2 separate regions of the Homo sapiens genome follow, and region 1 is linked to region 2. A link is a contact called in ENCODE Hi-C or POLR2A ChIA-PET data. All regions are on one chromosome and are shown on one strand. Each heading gives the region's core, a stretch centred on a gene start or an enhancer-like site at or near the end of the contact. The rest is flanking DNA. Distances are from core to core; before and after follow the strand shown. Region 1 has its middle 27 kb from the start of LINC02422. Region 2 overlaps AMN1 (antagonist of mitotic exit network 1 homolog).

Evidence for each region. A loop is a pair of places that touch in the nucleus more often than their neighbours do. ChIA-PET counts read pairs that join two places held with the same protein, here RNA polymerase II (POLR2A). Pooled maps may share reads with other maps.
Region 1: a loop to region 2 is called in a pooled map, with 2.5 times the contacts of the local background. The contact joins two enhancer-like sites. A Hi-C loop is called at or near these places in 2 of 37 single-sample maps with no recorded cell type and 2 of 50 pooled maps. POLR2A ChIA-PET finds 5 or more read pairs at or near these places in 6 of 52 experiments (B cell, GM12878, Panc1 and 3 more).

Annotation. Positions count from the first base shown.
Region 1 is chr12:31,858,408-31,861,107 of GRCh38, forward strand. No RefSeq gene overlaps it. Among named protein-coding and RNA genes, the nearest start is that of LINC02422, 27 kb to the right of the region's middle. RefSeq lists an enhancer at 1,362-1,601. Within about 2 kb of position 1,389, at least 3 of the 41 ENCODE cell types and tissues checked have a DNase peak (open chromatin) inside an H3K27ac peak, as active enhancers do; they include B cell and GM12878, where a contact is called at or near this core.
Region 2 is chr12:31,685,924-31,688,623 of GRCh38, forward strand. All of the region lies in intron 6 of AMN1 (antagonist of mitotic exit network 1 homolog), which reads right to left. Among named protein-coding and RNA genes, the nearest start is that of ETFBKMT, 28 kb to the left of the region's middle. Within about 2 kb of position 1,313, at least 4 of the 41 ENCODE cell types and tissues checked have a DNase peak (open chromatin) inside an H3K27ac peak, as active enhancers do; they include B cell and GM12878, where a contact is called at or near this core.

The DNA.
Region 1 (2,700 bases), core at 139-2,638, 170 kb after region 2:
TTGCCATGTGACTTTGCAGTTCTCCCCACTAGGGAAGGGATGTATTTCCTGTGAGTTACTTTGACTAATGAAATATGAGTTGAGGCCGGGCATGGTGGCTCACGCCTATAATCCCAACACTTTGGGAGGCCAAGGCGGGTGGATCACCTGAAGTCAGGAGTTTGTGACCAGCCTGGCCAACAATGGTGTGACCCCATCTCTACTAAAAATACAAAAAATTAGCCGGGCATGGTGGCGGACGCCTGTAATCCCAGCTACTTGGGCAGCTGAGACAGGAGAATCACTTGAACCTGGGAGGCAAAGGTTGCAGTGAGCCGAGATCACACCACTGCACTCCAGCCTGGGCAATAAAGAGCAAAACTCCGTCTCAAAAAACAAACAAACAAACAAACAAACAAATAATAAAAAAAAGAAAAGAACTATGAGTTGAAGGAACGGTGTGACAGTTCTTGCTTCAAGAGACAATAATTTCCGATATGTTCCTGCGATTATTTATTTATGTATGTATTTATTTATTCTTTTTTGAGATGGAGTCTCGCTCTGTCACCCAGGCTGAAGTGCAGTGGCACCATCTCAGCTCACTGCAACCTCCAACTCCTGGGTTCAAGCGATTCTCCTGCCTCAGCCTCCTGAGTAGCTGGGATTAACAGGTGCGTGCCACCACGCAGGGCTAATTTTTGTATTTTTAGTAGAGATGGGGTTTCACCATGTTGGTCAGGCTGGTCTCAAACTCCTGACCTCGTGATCCGCCCGCCTTGGCCTCCCAAAATGCTGTGATTACAGCCATGAGCCACTGCACACAGTTGTTCCTGTGATTTTTTTAACGAAGATTTAGGAGTTTTTCCTTTGAGTGAGAAAACTGGCGATATTTGAATAATGGCTGAAGAATAGTATTGTATGAATGTTAATTTCCCGGTTATGATCGCTGTACTGTGATTGTGTAAGATGTTAACACCAGGGAATGCTGCGTAAAAGATATACAGGAACTCTGTACTATTTTGGAAACACTGTAGTAAGTCTAAAATTATTTCAAGACAAAAAGTTTACAGGACATGCCCCAGTTAGCTGCTGGTCCAAAGAACTGAGGAAACATGTTGAGCAGTCCTGAACCCAAGTAGAAGCCTAGAGCCACACTCAGGCACCCTATAGCCTAAAGCAAGGTTGCTCCAGCCCATGCAAAGATCCATGAACTTGTTGTTGTAAGTCTGAGACATAGGAGGTGTGTTATGAAGCATTATTGTGGTAATAACTGACTGTTTTAGTCCATTCTCACACTGCTGTAAAGAACTGCCTGAGACTTGGTAGTTTAAAGGAAAGGGGTTTAATTGACTCACAGTTCCGCAGGGCTGGGGAAACCTCAGGAAACTTATAATCATGGTGGAAGGGGAAGCAAAACCTTCGTTCTTCACATGGCAGCAGCGAGGAGAAGTGCTGAGCAAAAGCGGGGAAAGCCCCTTATAAAATCATCAGATCTCATGAGAACGCACTATTATGGGAACAGCACGGGGGAAACCGCCCTCATGATTCAATTACCTCCCACAGGGTCCCTCCCATGACACGTGGGGATTATGGGAACTACAATACAAGATGAAATTTGGGTGGGGACACAGCCAAACCATATCACTGATGAATATAATGGAGTTGAAATATCTTGTCTTTAATTTGTATGTGCACATATGTGCATGTATGTCTGTATGCCCATGTATTTTAATCCAGCACCTCTTTATTCATGCATTAGAGTGACAGTCAGAGGTCCTCAATAATTGATGAGTTTTCCTTTGAGAATGAAATAAGAGAGATTTGATAACTTGATTAATTCATAGACACCACCTTAACTAAGTGATCAGAGTTAATATCACCAGTAATGAGATATATCAACATAATATAATCCCTTACATAATGCACCAAGAAGGGGGCAACATACCTGCTGTGGAATTCTTGCCAAAAATGCATAACCTCAATCTAATTGTAAGAAAATATCAGACAAACTAAATTCAGCTACTCTCTGTAAAATAACTAATCAGCAGTCCTCAAAAGTATTAAGGTCATGAAAGACAAAGAAAGACTGAGGAACTGTCACAGATTGGAATAGACTAAGAAGACATGATGGCTTAGAGAAATGTAAGATCCTGGATTAGACCTTGGACCAATGAAAGAACATTAGTGGGAAAACTGGCAATATTTGAATAACGGCTGAAGAACAGTATTTAGCAATGTTAATTTCCCGGTTTTGATCATTGTACTAGGTTGCGTAAGTGTTAACACTAGAGGAAGCTGGGTAAAAGATACTACAGGAACGCTACTATTTTGGAAACTTTGAGGTAAGTCTGAAATTATTTCAAAATGAAAAGTTTTAAAAAACATCAGGAATGAGGCCATTTATCTTTAGAGTAATACATTTTAAGGAATCTTTAGGGTTTCCATTTAGGATAATATTTGCCAGACCTCATGAAATTAAATCAAAATCTCTGAGGTGGGAGTGAGGCATCGGTATTATTTTTAAGCCCTTTAGGCGATCCCAATTGCAGCCAAGTTTAATAACAAGTAGTATAGACAATAACCATCAAATGAACACCAGTGTACCCACCACCTAGTTTAAGAAATACCCAGTTTTGTTTGTTTGCTGAGATGTCAAGGCAAGAAATATCTAGTTTTAAGAAATACGCTGTAGACTCTTCCCTGATCCTGCCTGCAAATTTC
Region 2 (2,700 bases), core at 63-2,562:
CTCATTGCAATCATTTAGTGTGATTAAGCTCATTGCACTCATTAATCATTTAGTGTCATTAAGCTTTCCTGGTGTCTGAAATCACATCAACTAGGCATTTATCTTAAATCCATGATCTGTTAACATATCTTTGGTTACTAGTGATCTCCATAATGACATAATTTATCTCAAAAGACTCCTTGGTTTGAAAATCTGATTAACCACTCCAGTATATTTTCCAGACTTGAAAACTGGTATTTAGGCCAGGCATGGTGATTCATGCCTGTAATCCCAGCACTTTGGGAGACTGAGCCAGGTGGATCACCTGAGGTCAGGAGTTCAAGACCAGCCTGGCCAACATGGTGAAACCCTGTCTCTACTAAAATACAAAAATTAGCTGGGTAGGGTGGTGCAAGCCTGTAATCCCAGCTACTTGGGAGGCTGAGGCAGGAGAAGCACTTGAACCCAGGAGGTGGAGGTTGCAGTGAGCCAAGATCATGCCTCTGCACTCCAGCCTGGGTGACAGAGTGAGATTCTGCCTCAAAAAAAGAAAAAAGAAAATTGGTATTTATTGCTTCTCTCTACAGATGCTTCTCAATTTATGATGGGGTTACACCCTGACAAACTCATAAGTCGAAAATACACAAAGTCGAAAATGTGTTCAATATACCTAACTTACTGAACAACATAGCTTAGCCTAGCCTACATGCTCAGAACACTTAAATTAGCCTACAGATGGGCAAAATTTTCCGACACAAAGCCTATTTTTTAATAAAGTGTTGACTGTCTCATGTAATCTATTGAATATTATACTGAAAGTGAAAAAAATGCTTGCACAGGTTCTTGAAGTATGGCTTCTACTGAATGCATATGGCTTTTGCACCATTGTAAAGTCGAAAAACTGTAAATTGATCATTTTAAGTCAGGGATCATCTGTGTGCTGACAGCCACCACGTCCAACCAATTAATTTTTAATAGTTTAAAAATAATCCACATGATATAAAATTCAAAAGATACAAAAGGGTATACAATGACATTTTTTTTCCTACTCTTGTTCCTTCACAACTTTCTGTGCAGCTAACCCCAGTTAACAGTTTCTTTTTTTCTTTTTTCTTTTTCTTTTTTTGACACAGGGTCTCACTCTGTTACCCAGACTGGGGTGCAGTGGGGTGATCATGGCTCACTGCAGCTTCGACCTCCCAGGCTTAAGTGATCCACCCACCTTAGCCTCCCACAGTGCTGGGATTACAGGCATAAACCACTGCACCCGGCCACCAGTGTCCTTACTGGCTCTAGTTTCTTAAGAAATGTCTTTGCATAAAGATCTAATCTTCACTACAGATGTCACTGATACCCAGATACAATCTATGGTTACAGCCTTGGTTAAGGCTGGCAACCTAAAAATAAAAAAGAGAAGTTGTCAAAGGGACTTCCTAAAAATAAAAGAGAAGTTGTCAAAGGGACTTCCAGGATAATAGCTTAACCTACAGAATAATTGTTTAGACTGGCTGGGCATGGTGGCTCACGCCTGTGATCCCAGCACTTTGGGAGGCTGGGGTGGGTGGATCATGAGGTCAGGAGCCTGGCCTGACCAGTATGGTGATACCCCGTCTCTACTAAAAATACAAAAATTAGTTGGATGTGGTGGCATGCGCCTGTAGTCCCAGCTACTTGGGAGGCTGAGGCAGGAGAATCACTTGAACCTGGAAGGCAGAGGTTGCAGTGAGCCAAGATTGCACCACTGCACTCCAGCCTCGGCGGGTGACAGAGCGAGATTCTGTCTCAAAAAAAAAAAAAAGAATAATTGGAATAATTATTTAGACTGTAATAAGAAAAATGAGCTGGAAGGACTGGGCATAACTACTGATTTACAAGTTAGATCCAGTTTATATTACGGTGTGGACCTATTATAGGGGTAATATGAAAGGGTGCCATGGTTTCTAGGGTAGGAGGATATATACCATGGCTCTTATACAGGCAAAATGGGCTACTGCTGTTTTGTTCTCCTCCAGTGAAGAGCCACATTAGCCTAAGAGTCCAAATTTTTCTGACTTTTTGTTTGTTTGTTTGAGACGGAGTTTCGCTCTTGTTGCCCAGGCTGGAATGCAATGGCGTGATCTCAGCTCACTGCAACCTCCACCTCCCGAGTTCAAGTGATTCTCCGTCCTCAATCTCCCGAGTAGCTGGGATTACAGGTGCGCACCACCACACCTGGCTAATTTTGTAATTTTAGTAGAGATGGGGTATCTTCATGTTGGTCAGGCTGGTCTCGAACTCCCAACCTCAGGTGATCCACCCGCCTTGGCCTCCCAAAGTAATGGGATTATAGGCATGAGCCACCACGCCCGGCTATTCTGATCCTAATGTCTACAGTTTGATAATAGTTAACAAGTCATTTAGTGTATTTGATAGATGTAATATTATAAACTTGAAATTTTCTTATTGTTTACATAAAGCATCATGTTCAATATCATGAACACAACTACTGCTGCCATCATAATCTTCTTCATAGGTAACATTTATTGAGCACTGGCCACCATTACCACCTTCATTTATCGTTATCATGACTAACATTTATTGAGCTCTTACTATGTGCAAGGCCACCACATAAGGAATTGTCAGAGGCCGGGCGCGGCAGCTAACGTCTGTAATCCTAGCACTTTGGGAGGCCAAGGCAGGCGGATTGCCTGAGCTCAGGAGTTAGAGACCAGCCTGGGCAAC